2 separate regions of the Homo sapiens genome follow, and region 1 is linked to region 2. A link is a contact called in ENCODE Hi-C or POLR2A ChIA-PET data. All regions are on one chromosome and are shown on one strand. Each heading gives the region's core, a stretch centred on a gene start or an enhancer-like site at or near the end of the contact. The rest is flanking DNA. Distances are from core to core; before and after follow the strand shown. Region 1 overlaps RARA (retinoic acid receptor alpha). Region 2 holds the start of TNS4 (tensin 4).

Region 1 (7,010 bases), core at 1,070-3,569, 140 kb before region 2:
GGGACGGGGAGGGAGGAGGCAGCGACTCCTTGGACAGAGGCCTGGGCCCTCAGTGGACTGCCTGCTCCCACAGCCTGGGCTGACGTCAGAGGCCGAGGCCAGGAACTGAGTGAGGCCCCTGGTCCTGGGTCTCAGGATGGGTCCTGGGGGCCTCGTGTTCATCAAGACACCCCTCTGCCCAGCTCACCACATCTTCATCACCAGCAAACGCCAGGACTTGGCTCCCCCATCCTCAGAACTCACAAGCCATTGCTCCCCAGCTGGGGAACCTCAACCTCCCCCCTGCCTCGGTTGGTGACAGAGGGGGTGGGACAGGGGCGGGGGGTTCCCCCTGTACATACCCTGCCATACCAACCCCAGGTATTAATTCTCGCTGGTTTTGTTTTTATTTTAATTTTTTTGTTTTGATTTTTTTAATAAGAATTTTCATTTTAAGCACATTTATACTGAAGGAATTTGTGCTGTGTATTGGGGGGAGCTGGATCCAGAGCTGGAGGGGGTGGGTCCGGGGGAGGGAGTGGCTCGGAAGGGGCCCCCACTCTCCTTTCATGTCCCTGTGCCCCCCAGTTCTCCTCCTCAGCCTTTTCCTCCTCAGTTTTCTCTTTAAAACTGTGAAGTACTAACTTTCCAAGGCCTGCCTTCCCCTCCCTCCCACTGGAGAAGCCGCCAGCCCCTTTCTCCCTCTGCCTGACCACTGGGTGTGGACGGTGTGGGGCAGCCCTGAAAGGACAGGCTCCTGGCCTTGGCACTTGCCTGCACCCACCATGAGGCATGGAGCAGGGCAGAGCAAGGGCCCCGGGACAGAGTTTTCCCAGACCTGGCTCCTCGGCAGAGCTGCCTCCCGTCAGGGCCCACATCATCTAGGCTCCCCAGCCCCCACTGTGAAGGGGCTGGCCAGGGGCCCGAGCTGCCCCCACCCCCGGCCTCAGCCACCAGCACCCCCATAGGGCCCCCAGACACCACACACATGCGCGTGCGCACACACACAAACACACACACACTGGACAGTAGATGGGCCGACACACACTTGGCCCGAGTTCCTCCATTTCCCTGGCCTGCCCCCCACCCCCAACCTGTCCCACCCCCGTGCCCCCTCCTTACCCCGCAGGACGGGCCTACAGGGGGGTCTCCCCTCACCCCTGCACCCCCAGCTGGGGGAGCTGGCTCTGCCCCGACCTCCTTCACCAGGGGTTGGGGCCCCTTCCCCTGGAGCCCGTGGGTGCACCTGTTACTGTTGGGCTTTCCACTGAGATCTACTGGATAAAGAATAAAGTTCTATTTATTCTACACATGCCTCCAGCCTTGCTGCCTCCACCCCCTCCTCTTGGCGTCTGGTCTGGGGGCTTGGGATGGGTTTCGTCATGTGCTCTGGGCCTGTGATGGCCAGGAATGAGCACTGGGGCCAAGGGGCTGGCCAGGGCACCCTTCCAAGCTGCCTTCTGAGGCTTACCTTGTGCTGGGGTCTTTGGAGATGCTGAGAAGGAGAAAGTCCTGCCCCTTGGGAAGCCCTCAGTCTGGGGATCCACACTGCCCATGTCAAGGAGCCCCAGTCTGGGAGTGGGAGAGAAGAGGAGGAAAGCTGCCCCCACCTTCAGGGAACCCCCAGTCTGAGGGAGGAAGCCGGAGCCACCCCTAGACATTTCTGGTCCTTGGGAAGCCTTCACCATCACGGCAGGAATGACAGATGGCACAGGAGCTGGGGTCAGGGACTCATAGAAACCTAACAAGAGGCCTGGCGCAGTGGCTCATGCCTGTAATTCCAGCACTTTGGGAGGCTGAGGTGGGCGGATCACTTGAGGTCAGGAGTTCAAAACCAGCCTGGCCAACATGGTGAAACCCCGTCTCTACTAAAAATACAAAAAAGTTAGCTGGGCGTGGTGGCGGGCGCCTGTAATCCCAGCTATTAGGGAGGCTGAGGCAAGAGAATTGCTTGAACCTGGGAGCTGGAGCTTGCAGTGAGCCGAGATCGTGCCATTGCACTCCAGCCTGGGCGACAGAGCAGGACTCCGTCTCAAATAAGAAAGAAAGAAAGAAAAAGAAAGAAGGAAGGAAGGAAAGAAAGGAGAAAGGAAAGGGAAAGGACGAAAGAGAAAGAAAGGGAAGGAAAGAAAGGACAGAAAGGAAAGAAAGAAAGAAAGAAAAGAAAAAAGAAAGAAGAAAGAAAGGAAAGAAAGAAAGAAAAAGAAGAAAGAAACTTAACAAGAACACAGGATTGGGATGGAAGCTGTGGGGGCCTAGCCGGGAGGGAGTAAGGCAAAGGGTTCCTTCTGCTAGAGGCTGCCTGCCATTTCTACATTAACCACCAGGTGGCGGCAGCGCCTTGCTTGACTCACCGGCCGCCCTAGGCTGGAGGCAACCGCGGGGACCGAGGCGCTTTTCCTCCAGTAAATATTTTCTAACATCTTTACGAGTCTGAAATGAAATCTAACATACTGTACCTGTACACGTGATTTCACAGATCAATATGTTGTCACAACCGTATTATAAAGGATAAATTGAGGGGCAGTGCTATGTGTTTCAATAGATTAATGCTTGCCCCTCTTTTGAATGAATACATTTGGATTTAAAAGAAGGTTGGAAGCCATTCTGTACAAGAAGCCCAGGAACATTAAAGAGCATGGGTGGATGTTGGAATAAAAATCGGCATGTTTGATCTATAATAAAACAATGCAAAAAAAGCCCAAACAAAACCCTTAATGGTTTTTTCTTTATCTTTTCTTTTCTTTTATTTTTTGAGACAGAGTCTTGCTGTGTCACCCAGGCTGGAGGGCAGTGGCGCAATCTCGGCTCACTGCAAGCTCCGCCTCCCGGGTTCACGCCATTGCCATTCTCCTGCCTCAGCCTCCCCAGCAGCTGGGACTACTGGCACACGTCGCCACACCCGGCTAATTTTTGTATTTTTAGTAGAGACGGGGTTTCACTGTGTTGGCCAGGATGGTCTCGATCTCCTGACCTCATGATCCGCCCGCCTCGGCCTCCCAAAGTGCTGGGATTACAGGCGTGAGCCACCGTGCCTGGCCTCAAAACCCTTAATGTTTTACATGTAAAACAGGGTTTGGGCCCAGGGTTTTCACTTATGCCAATGTCCAGTTGGACATTCTAAAGTTGTGCCTGAGGCTGGGCGCAGTGGCGCAAGCCTGTAATCTCAGAACTTTGGGAGGCAGAGGCTGACGGATCACTTGAGTCCAGGAGTTCAAGACCAGCCTGGGCAACATGGTGAAACCCTGCCTCTACAAAAAAAAATACAAAAATTAGCCTAGCCTTGTAGTGTGCATCTGTGGTGTCAGCTACTTGGGGGGGGGGCTCAGGTGGGAGAGTTGCTGGATCCCTGGAGGTTGAGGCTGCAGTGAGCCGTGATAACACCACTGCACTCTAGTCTGGGCAACAGATGGAGACCCTGTCTCAAAGAATAAAAATAAAAACAAAAAAGTTGTGCCAAGCAGGTTTTTATTTCAAGAGGATATCTTGACGTCCATAGCCCTTGCCCACTAAATGCCAATGGGGTCCCCCATCATTGTGAAAACAAAGCAGTGGCCCCCACATTTACAAAATGCCCCTTGGGGTAGTGCCTTTGCTGTTTGGAACCTCTAGTCTTGGGGTTGTCCTCAGTGGTCCACAGTTCACTGCTGTCGAGCAGAGTTGCTCAGCTTCAGCACCAATGTGAAGATCTGAGCCAGGTTGTGGGGGCTGTCCTGTGCATTGCAGGATGCTAAGCAACATCTCCAACCTTCCGCCCATGAAACCCTAGTGGTGCTTCTCTCCCACCCCAGCTGTAACAACCAAATATGTCTCCAGACACTGCTAAACGCCCCCCTGGGGGGCAAAATCACCCCCATGTGAGATCCACTGCTGTGGAGTGTGGTCCTCCAGGGCTGATGTGCTTTGCACTGAGCCAGGGCCCATCCTCCGCAGAGAGACTGAGCCAGAGGAAGGTGACCGGGATGCCACCTGGGCAGAGCTGCAACAGGCTTGACAGGCCTACGGGAGTGCAGGGCAGAGGCACTGAATCACGCTTGGGGCAGGGCTCAGAAGCCTTCCTGGAAGAGGTGGCCTCTCTCAGCTAAATCTCTTTTTAATTTAGTTTTATTTATTTTGAGACGGAGTCTCCCGCTGTAGCCGAGGCTCATTGCTAAATCTCTAGAGGAAAGAATTGGCTAGGTGGGTGCAGATTTGGAAGACTTAGTATGAAAAAAAGAATGTAAACTATCTCCTTAATACTTTTTAATATCAATGAGGCATTAAGATGAAAATACTTTGGGTGTGCTAGGTTAAATAAAATACGTGACTAAAATTAATTTCATTTGTTTCCTTTTACTTTTTTAATGTGGCTAATGAAAAACTTGAAACTACATACATGGCTCATATGCTATTTCCATCGGATGATGCTGATCTTGAACATCTTCTGACACACAGTAGGTACCCTACAAATATTTGTTGAATGAATACATCTGGAAAACAGCGGCACAGCCCCATCTGGGTTTGTGTGGAGGGGTCTGGGTTGTGGACACAGAACTGTCATCAGAGAGATGGTGCCCACCATAGCATGGATAGTGTTCGGGCATGGCAGTGGTGTAGGCCTGGGGACACCTTCAGTTTCTCATCCAACACATATTTACTGAGCACATACTACGTGCCATGGAAGGGGAGAGAGCAATGCCATCCTGCAGGAGAAGTGCTTTCCCTACGGAAGCGAGGGGCATCCAGCTCTGTCTTGGGGTGGGGGCTACCAGGGGAGCCCTCTCCTTGAAGGTGTCTGTTTTCTTCCCAAGTGACAACAATAGGTGGGTGGGCATTAGCTAGGGGAGGAGAAGGCTGCAGGAAGCAGCGGCTACTCTGGGCAAAGGAACAGCACGTTCAAACGCTTGGCAGCAAGCAGGTCTGGTGCTTGTTAGAAGAGAAAATTCCCTATGGTTCTGAGCACACCTGGAAGCCGGTGCTGTGGAGTCGAAGGCCTGACAGGGGCAGGGCTTCAGAAGGAAGCTTTGTGAAGGCGCTTGACTCACCCTGAGGGCAGGGGTGCTGCCCTCAGTCCCGGGTTTAAGTGGGGGGCGCTATTCAGAAACACCTCCCACTGCTGTGTGGGGCACAGGAGAGCTGAGAAAGACGCCAGGAACTCAGAAGGACAGGGTGGGGTGATGGCGGGGAACGCACAGCCTGGTAGGCAGGATGCGGTGAGGCCCGCAAGGTGCAGTCCGATGACGGCCCCTGGATTTCTCGCTTAGGTCCTGGGTGATCTTATGGAGAGCAGCCCACTGGCTGGTGAAGGGGGAGGGCAGACGGGAGGGGAGACACAGGAGGGGGATGCGCTGCATAGGCAGCAGCTCTTCGAATGCCCGCAAGTAGGAAGAAGGGGGTGGTTGGAAGGGAAGGCAGGGCCGGGAGCGCGTGTGTTTTGGGAGCTTTCTCCTGAGGACAGAAGGGACTTTCCCGTTTATAGCCTGGGGGAGCAGTAGCGGCGGGGAGGATGAAGATGGAGGAGGGAGGCATAACACACGTCTGGGTTGCCCTCTGGCCCGCCGCCCACCCCCACCCCACCTCCATGAAAGCGCCCAGCCCCCGCCTCGCCACAAGGGGTACTGTGAGGATGTTGCTCATAGGCTCCCGAGGATTGAGGCCTGCCCGGGGAAAGGGAGCCTCTCCTCCTCTTCCCTCCCTGGGCGGGGTCTCTTGGGAGGGGGGGACAGACCTCCTGTGATGCCCTGGCAGGTGGGCTGGGTTAGGGTGGTAGGGAGGGAGCCATTGTGGCTGCAGCTGGCATCGGATCCTGGCCACCCCCGCAGTGCATATCAGAGATCACACACACACGCGTGCACACACAGAGGTCACGCCGGATGTACACATGCACACATAGCGCACAAGGATGTTTCTGTGTACAGGTGTGCACACGCAGCCCACACAGAATGGACATGTGCGTGTGTGCACAATGCACTCACACAAAGCTCACAGGGATGTGAGTACACAGCTCTCAAGGGGCATATGTTTCTGTGTGCATGTGCACACAGCTCACCCGGGAGGGTTACGTGTGTCTGTGTGCACAAGTGGGCCTCACGCAGGGTGTACACATGCGCGCACATGCACAGCGCTCACACAGGGTGTACAGGTGCGCGTGCACACAGCTCACAGTGCTTATGTGTCCGTGTATGCACACTCGCAGAGAGCCCACAGGGGGACCACTCTCTCTCTGAACACAGAGAGTGCCTGAGAATGCTGGCATCACAGTTGTTTTTGTCCCCAGTAAAACAACCACTCTCCACCTTCCGCTCTGTTCTCCCCCTCGGGTCCACTCTCTCTCAGGGTCCTGGTCTCCTTCCTTTCCACCTGGGTGGTGGCATCCAGGACCTGCCTGAGTTCATTCTCCGCCCCCAGCCCGGCCTGCCCCAGGTGCCGCCGGCAGCCACTGGGAGGCAGTACGAGGCAAGTGCGATGCCGCCCGCGGGCCGTCCCCACAACGCGTCTCCTGCCGGGGCAGGTCCCGCGACAGCTCTGGTGGAAGCAGCTTCCGGCTTCTGCGGTGCGGGCGGAGGTGGCGGGGTCCGGCCCTCGCCGTCCAGTCCGCGCGAGGCGGTGCCCGCCCCTAGATGGCCAGATCTCGGCGGCCGGTGGCCGGTGACGCCTTGCCGCGGCCGCTGCCGCACTCGCGGAGGCTGGCCGGCGCCGGGTGCGCATAGGCCGGCGGGGCGCACGGCTCGGGGCCGGGGCGCCGGGAGGGCAGGGCCGGTGGCGGAGGTGGCGGCGGCGGCGGCGGGAGCAGCTTCTGCGCCTCTTCGTGTGCACGGTTGCAGCGGTTGTCACGCTCCCCGGCGCGCGGGCGGCCCTTCCAGAGCAGGTGGCCCAGCTCGGCTACGCTGAGCAGCGCCGACAGCAGCCCCACCGCGAAATAGAAGAGCACGAAGACGGTCTTCTCGGTGGGCCGGCTCACGAAGCAGTCGACCGTGTGCGGGCAGGGCGGACCGGCGCACGCGAAGTGCGGGGCCACGCGGAAGCCGTAGAGCAGCGCCTGGCCGCCCAGG
Region 2 (7,590 bases), core at 367-2,866:
TGATAATAACAGACACTGAACACCTTGCATTTTCTCAACAGCTCTCTGAGGAGGGTGCTATTGCTGCAGGGCTGGAGAGGTTGAGGAATTTGCCCAAGGTCATACAACCCCAACTGTGAATTGGGGTTTAAACCCAGGTGGTCTTGCTCCACGGTCCCACACTTTTAGCCTCTGCTGCTGCTTCACATATTTAAGAACCCTGTCCACCGCTGCCCCTTCTGGGATTCTGGAACCAAGAGGGACAGACCTGGAGCTGAGCAAAGGGCAGGCAGCCCCTACGCTCCTCTTCAGCCTCCCCTCACTTTTAAGGCTCTGCGTCGCCCTTGGATGTACCAAGGCAGGGCTCCATCTTACTCCTGTATTCCTGAATGCTGCCCCCTTCGCGGCCCCGCACACTCCTCTAACTTGCTCTTTCTTGCTGTAAGTGGTGGGGAGAGTCCCTGGGCCCGGGGCTCTGTGTGGTTGGGAGGCACGGGGCGGGGGCAAGGAGGGCTCCAGCCACCTCTGCTCTATTTGTAGGTGCCCCCTACCCGCTCCCACTTCTGATTCTGACTCAGATCTCTTTCTTTGTTCCCAAGGACTCTGGGGAGTCCTGGTGCCTTGGCAAATCCCCTCTTCCGTGTCATTGCCAACCTCTTCTCCTGACTTACTCTCTCCCAATGAGCCCAGGTCAGTGAAGGGAGAGGGTGGGGCAAGGGTAAAGCCTGAGTCTCCCCCAAAGCACTTTGCCTCATTAGCCCAATCTCCACTGCACCCCCTATTTTTGAAAACTGGCTCCCGATCTTCCCATCCCTCCCACCCAGACCCGGTGACGCAGGACGTGGACCTCAGGCAGGGACCCATAGGACCAGTGAAGGCCAGCCGCCCCATCTCCCAGTCCTGTCTACCTCTGAAGTGCCCAGAGGGCTCCCAGAGCGCTGGGAGGCGAGAGGCCTGGGTTCTGTGTCCAGTCCCTTTCCATGACCTCAGGCAAGCCTCTTCTCTGTGGCCCTCAGCTCTCTCATCTATTTGCCGAGGGGCACAGGTTTAGTTCCCTTGAACTGCTGAACTCCGCGGTCTGTGATCCTGAGACCATCTCTGTCTCATCCACATCCTCCACCCCATTTCTCCCCACCTTCACTCTGAGCCCTGAGAAATGGAGAAGCTGAAGACAAAAGGTTAAATGAGGCTGGGCTCACGCCTGTAATTCCAGCACTTTGGGAGGCTAAGGTGGGAGGATCACCTGAGGTCAGGAGTTTGAGACCAGCCTGGCCAACATGGTGAAACCGCGTCTCTACTAAACATAAGAAAATTAGCCGGGCATGGTGGCAAACATCTGTAATCCCTGTTACTTGGGAGGCTGAGGCAGGAGAATCGCTTGAACCCTGGAGGCAGACGTTGGCAGTGAGCCGAGATCGCGCCACTGCACTCCAGCTTGGGTGACAGAGCAAGACTCCATCTCAAAAAAAAAAAAAAAAATGTTTAAATGAATCAGGGCCAGCAAAGGTGCTCCGTGTTCCTCTCTTCTTAAAGAATAAAGGCACCTACCTGGTGTCCACAGGTGGGCAGACTGTTGCCTTCACTACTGGCTCCTGGGACCAAGACGACTCAGAGTCCAGGTGAAGAGTCAGGAGAGGCGCCAGTTCACCTCCAGACCTGCCTTAAAAGCAGCTTGCCCGCCTTCTCTCCTCCCCTCCGGGCGGGCCCTGCACGTGGCCCTGACAGCAGTAGGCCCCACCCCTGCTGGATCCAGTGAGCTCAGGTGGGGCTGGCACAGGCAGCAGGAAGGGAAGCACTGGGTGGTGGGTTTTGGGTCTGGGTGTGTGTGAGGGGCTCCCAAGTTCCTGCTTGGGCTTCTCGTGGCACCACATGGCCAGGGAGTCCTTGCTTGGACAGGGCATAGCTAGAATCAAGGTGTGCAGTGGGCACTCCTCAGGTGCTGGCTGGGGCAGAGGCCATGGGTTGGCAGAGCTGGCAGAGAGTGAGGGCCTTGACAAAGCAGGATGCCAGTGGGCAGGAGACCCTCTGCAGTCCCCCTTTGTGCTGGGTCACACTGGGACAGGCACAGGGTAAGGGCCCACTGGAAGTAAGGCTAGGCACGAGCTTGTCTTTTCTTCTTTCTCTCCTTTTACAGTAATGACTCTAGCTTGGGATGGGGCCTCTAACTCAAGGAAAGGAGGCTGAAGTGTCTGGAGGGCTTTGAGAAGGGGCTTATAGCTGTTCCTTCACTCATGGGCTATCTCTGTCCCTCGTCTGGTCTGTGCCCCAGGGTGGAAGTTCCCTGAGGGGAGGACATTGGAGGGTGAGATCAGGAAGCCCAGAAGTCTGGTCTGGTAGCTCCTTCTCCATGGTTCCAACTCTCTCCCTGTTCTAGAGGGGCAGGGGTCCTAGAATGTTGTAAGGAGGTGTTCAGACATGGTGAGGGGAGGGTGCTGATGGCAGAGCCTGGTCTGGGAGCGGTCTGAAGTGAGGGAGCTGGCGAAGTCTCCAGCCCAGGGACTCATGGTGATCCCAGTAGGCTAATCTCAGGGGTGGGTTGCCCCATGCCCCCATTATGCCCAGTGGAAGGGCTTCTGGCCTTACAGTTTTTGATGCCCTGGGGTTTCACTGAGGCATGGTGAACTAGTGCATGGGAGGCCGGTGAGCAAAGCTATGGAAAGTTATATAAGGTGCCCCTTCCTGATGGTGACATAAAAGGTGTCCCTAGGTGTCCATGCAGCCTTGTTGGCACATGGCTTGATGAGCAATTATGTCTTTGGATGAAAAATGTGGTGCTCCTGCCCTGGAGTGGATGTCACTGCACATGGCGGCTTCCCCCATGAGGCTGTGGCTCATGATTGTGGGAGAGTGGGAGGGGCGACTCGTGAGTTTCTTGAGTGGAAGGGGCAGGTTACAGTAGGGCGAAGTGTTGGGCAGAGACTGTGGCAACTCCGGGGTAACCCTGGCCATCTCCCCTGGGGCTGGTATGGATAGCCTCTGCAGTGGTTCTTCAGGGCCAGGGGGTCCTCCAGCCTTACAGACCCATACCTGGGGGTTATGGTCTTTCTTGGCAGATTGGCTCTTTTGTTTCACACCCAGCTGCTTCCTTTAGCTTAAGATGGTCTCAGAACAGTGATTTCAGCCCCAGCTGCCTCACAAACCCTGCCCAACACCACATCACTGCCCTTTGCCGTGATCATCAAGGGATGGATGGAGTGGCATTTCTTTATACATCTATAGATATGACATTTTTTCTTTAGCCTATGGATGTGATAGATTACATTAATTTACTTTTGAATTTTGAACCCTCCTTGCATACCTGGGATGAACCCCCTGGTCATGGTATATAATTCTTTTTTTTTTTGTGATGGGGTCTTGCTATGTTGCCCAGGCTGGTCTCAACCTCCCGGACTCAAGTGATCTTCCCACTTCAGACTTTGGAGTAGCTGGGATTACAGACATGTACCACTATGCCTGGGTCTGTATAATTCTTCTAATACATTGTTGGGTTCAATTTGCTAACATTTTGTGGAGGATTTTTGCATCTATGTTCATGAGTGATATTGGTGTCTAGTTTTCTTTTGTATCTCTGGTTTCAGCAATGCTGGCCTCATAAAATGAGTTGGGAAGTGTTCCTTCTGCTTCTATCTTCTGAAAGAGGTTGTAGAGAAGTGGTCCTATTTCTTCCTCAAATGTTTGGTAGATTTCACCAGTAAAACTGTCTGGTCCTGGTGCTTTCTGTTTTGGAAGGTTATTAATTATTAATTCAATTCTTTGCTAGATATAAGCCTATTCACAGCATTTCTTTTCAACCTCAAAATACACTATTTCCCTAGTTGACGGGGGCACCTTGTCCTACATCTACTCTTCTGAAAGAAGGGATTCCAAGTAGATTAAAAAAAAAAAGTCCAGCCTATATTTTGATGTATTCTGCATGTCTCTCACTAAGGGAGAGGGAAAATCAATTAAAGAAACCAAGAAATGGCCGGGTGCAGTGGCTCACGCCTGTAATCCCAGCACTTTGGGAGGCCGAGGTGGGTGGATCACGAGGTCAGGAGATCGAGATCATCCTGGCTAACACAGTGAAACCCCGTCTCTATTAAAATACAAAAAATGAGCCGGGCGTGGTGGCGGGTGCCTGCAGTCCCAGCTACTCGGGAGGCTGAGGCAGGAGAATGGCGTGAACCCAGGAGGCAGAGCTTGCAGTGAGCCGAGATCGCACCGCTGCACTCCAGCCTGGGTGACAGAGCAAGACTCCATCTCAAAAAAAAAAGAAACTAAGAAATGTAATTTCTGACTGAGTTTTTTTCTTGTAGAGAACCCACATTACTCATTCATTCAAAATACATTTATTTGGCTGGGTGTGGTGGCTCACGCCTGTAATCCCAGCACTTTGGGAGGGCACACTGCCGAGGTGGGCAGATCGCCTGAGATCAGGAGTTTGAGACCAGCCTGGCCAACATGGTGAAATCCCGTCTCTACTAAAACCACAAAAACTAGCCAGGCATGGTGGTGGGCACCTGTAATCCCAGCTACTCGGGAGGCTGAGGCAGGAGAATCTCCTGAACCTGGGAGGTGGAGGTTGCAGTGAGCTGAGATTACGCCACTGTACTCCAGCCTGGGTGTCAGAGTGAGACTCCATCTAGAACAAACAAACAAACAAATAAACAAAAAACAACAATTTATTGAGTGCCCCTGCATTCAGATGTTAGGATATAGAGATGAATGGGACAAGGCTCCTGCCCGCAAGGAGCACACTGTTCATGGGGGAGTATGACTCATAGACAGAAAGGCCCCCAAATCTCAGCCTGGTGCAACCAAGAGGCCTACAAAAGGCTGGAGCTGAGCCATCTTCTGTCAGCGTTAGTCGTGTGTGGATACGGAGCGCCTGAAATGTGGCTAGTCTAAACAAAGATGTGCTGTGGGTGCAAAATACAATTCAGATTTTAAAGACTCAGTATGAAAAATTATATGAAATATCTCAATAGTAATTGAATAATTTTTTTTTTTTCTAGAAATGCAGTAACATTATGTTGCCCAGGCTGGTCTCAAACTCCTGGCTTCAAGCTATACTCCCACCTCGGCCTCCCAAAGGGCTGGGATTACAGGCGTGAGCCACCATGCTTGCTCAGTAATTTTTTATATTGATTGTGTGTGGAAATGATGCTGTTTTATAGATACTGGGTTAAATAAAAACATTATTAAAATTAATTTCCTCTGCTTCTTTTTACTTTTTAAGATGTGTTTTATTAGTTTCTCGAGACTATCGTAACAAATTACCACAAACCTGATGCTTTAAAACAACAAACATTTATTCTGTCACAGTCTGGAGCCTGAAATTGGACAGAGCCATGCTCCTTTCAGGGATTGAAAGGGAGAATCCATTCCTTGCCTCTTCAAATTTCTGGTGGCTGTCCTGGAATTCCTGGGCTTGTGGCCACATCACTCCAGTCTCAGTCTGTGTCTTCACATCTCCTTCTCCTCTTCTGTCTGTCTAATCTCCCTTTGCCTCCCTTTTATTTTCTTTATTTTGAGAGAGGGTCTTGCTTTGTTTCTCAGGCTGAAGTGCAGTGGTACCATCATGGCTCACTGCAGCCTTGAACTCCCAGGCTCAAGCAATCCTCTTGCTTCAGCCTCCTGAGTAGGTGGGACTATAGGCACATGCCACCACACCCAGCTAAGCTTTTAATTTTTTTGTAGAGATGGAAGTCTCACTATTTTGTCCAGGTTGGTCTCAAACTCTTGGCCTCAACTGATCCTCCCACCTCAGCCTCCCGAGTTGCTGTGATTACAGGCCTGAGTCGCCACGCCCAGCTGGACACTGGGTATATTTTTTAGCAGCTGTTTTCTAACATCCAGTGTTCAGCTTTGTGGGCATGAAGAGCTTGTTGCTGAAACAACTTCCTGAATCAGTTGTGATGATGGTTCTTGAAGTCCACAGACCCTGAGCGGCTTCTGATTCTTTTATTTTTTTCTGAGATGGAGTCTTACTCTGTTGCCCAGGCTGGAGTGCAGTGGTGCGATCTCAGCTCACACTGCAACCTCCACTTCCTGGGTTCAAGCGATTCTCCTCAAGCCTCCCGAATAGCTGGGACTACAGGTGTGCGCCACCATGCCCAGATTTTTTTTTTTTTATATTTTTAGTAGAGACGGGGTTTTGCCATGTTGCTAGGCTGGTCTGGAACTCCTGACCTCAAGTGATCCGTCTGCCTCGGCCTCCCATAGTGCTGGGATTACAAGTGTGGGCCACTGTGCCCAGCCACTCCTGATTCCTTACTCTCCTGATGGTACCAGAGGGCAAGACTCCCAGGTGGGTTGCTCGGCCCCTGTGTTCTGGGAGCTATTCCTGCAGTGCAGCTTGCTCCTCTAGCCCTCTTGATCATTTTCTAAGGACAGAATACTGCATGAAATTCCTCTCTGCTTACACTAGCTAGTGTGGCTTCTGTTTCTTGCAGGTGACTGATGAGAATGGGTGGGGCCAGGGTATAGACTGGCCTGAGCAGTGGGAATTTTCTGTGGTGGGCAGTGGAGATACACGGGGAGCCTTTAAGCAGGGCAAGGTCAGGGAGGGAATGACATGAGCATATGTGTGCCTTAGGGAGGTTCTGTTGCTTCAGGGAGGTGCTGAGCCCCCTGAGAAGGTAGCAGAGGTGCAGACTTCACTGCTTTCTGGGAGTCCCTCTTCTTTGGGGTTAAGACAGACCCAAAAGATTGGAGAGAGATGTTCTTTGCCTCAATGGGGCAGGTCATTGACTTTGAGTGTTTAGCCTCCTGAGCATTCTAGGCTTTATTTGCAACATGCAAATCTAAAATGAATAGCAGGGAGGACTTTACAGTACAGAGGATAGTGAGAATTTTGGTAACCAAAAACCAGGCTCAGGATCAAGAGAGAACAGAGCAGGTAAAAGCTCGGCACTGGCGCTCTGGGTGTCTGAATTCACACTTAGTCTCCATTGCCAATTTACTGTGATACTCCAGGAAAGAGAGTTACCCTTTTAGGGCCTCTGAAGTCCCTCTGAGAGGGAGGAAAGTTTTCCTCCTCCTGTTGTGTAGGAGGGGTGAGGGGCAGTGGCGAGAGAGGTCCTTCTTTTTCCAGGGGAGGAGATGATGTTCTTTCCAATGGGGCTGCTCTCAGGTCTTATGCTTTTGGACCTCTGACCCCCCTAGCTATAAAATGCACATGCCTGGCCGGGCGCAGTGTCTCACACCTGTAATTCCAATACTTGGGGAGGCTGAGGCAGGTGGATCTGAGCCTCAGGAGTTTGAGACCAGCCTGGGCAACATGGTGAAACCCTTGTATCTCCTTAAAAAAAAAATTAGCTGGGAACAGTGGTGCCTGTCTGTAGTCCCAGCTACTTGGGAGGCTGAGGTGGGAGGATCACCTGAGCCCAGGTAGGCTGAGGCTGCAGTGAGCCATGATGGTGCCACTGCATTCCAGCCTGGGTGACAGAGTGAGACCCTATTTCAAAATAATAATAATAATAATAATAATAATAATAACAACACATGCCTGAAGCTCTAGTCAATGGCTTGCCTCTGCAGGGCAGGTAAAGTCCAATTCAGGAACATCTTTATTATGAAGGCTTACATCCAGGTCAGGGTGACCCCATTCATTCTCCAACCCCAGAATGG

Evidence for each region. Hi-C counts contacts between places; a loop is a spot of excess contacts on that map. ChIA-PET counts read pairs that join two places held with the same protein, here RNA polymerase II (POLR2A). Pooled maps may share reads with other maps.
Region 1: a pooled map shows a loop between it and region 2 (2.1-fold over the local background). The contact joins the enhancer-like site here to the promoter of TNS4 in region 2. A Hi-C loop is called at or near these places in 1 of 168 maps with a recorded cell type or tissue (right lobe of liver) and 7 of 50 pooled maps. POLR2A ChIA-PET finds 5 or more read pairs at or near these places in 6 of 52 experiments (A549, BJ, CD4-positive, alpha-beta memory T cell and 2 more).

Annotation. Positions count from the first base shown.
Region 1 is chr17:40,356,357-40,363,366 of GRCh38, forward strand. It overlaps RARA (retinoic acid receptor alpha), which reads left to right. Exons shown (of 9, transcript NM_000964.4): 9 at 1-1,287. It overlaps GJD3 (gap junction protein delta 3), which reads right to left. Exons shown (of 1, transcript NM_152219.4): 1 at 4,296-7,010. The coding sequence ends at 6,575. GJD3-AS1 (GJD3 antisense RNA 1) reads left to right here and starts at 6,489. Exons shown (of 1, transcript NR_186704.1): 1 at 6,489-7,010. RefSeq lists an enhancer at 6,301-6,595 and silencers at 6,423-6,492, 6,613-6,692, 6,723-6,832. Within about 2 kb of position 2,320, at least 6 of the 41 ENCODE cell types and tissues checked have a DNase peak (open chromatin) inside an H3K27ac peak, as active enhancers do.
Region 2 is chr17:40,500,007-40,507,596 of GRCh38, forward strand. It overlaps TNS4 (tensin 4), which reads right to left and starts at 1,617. Exons shown (of 13, transcript NM_032865.6): 1 at 1,528-1,617. RefSeq lists an enhancer at 1-30.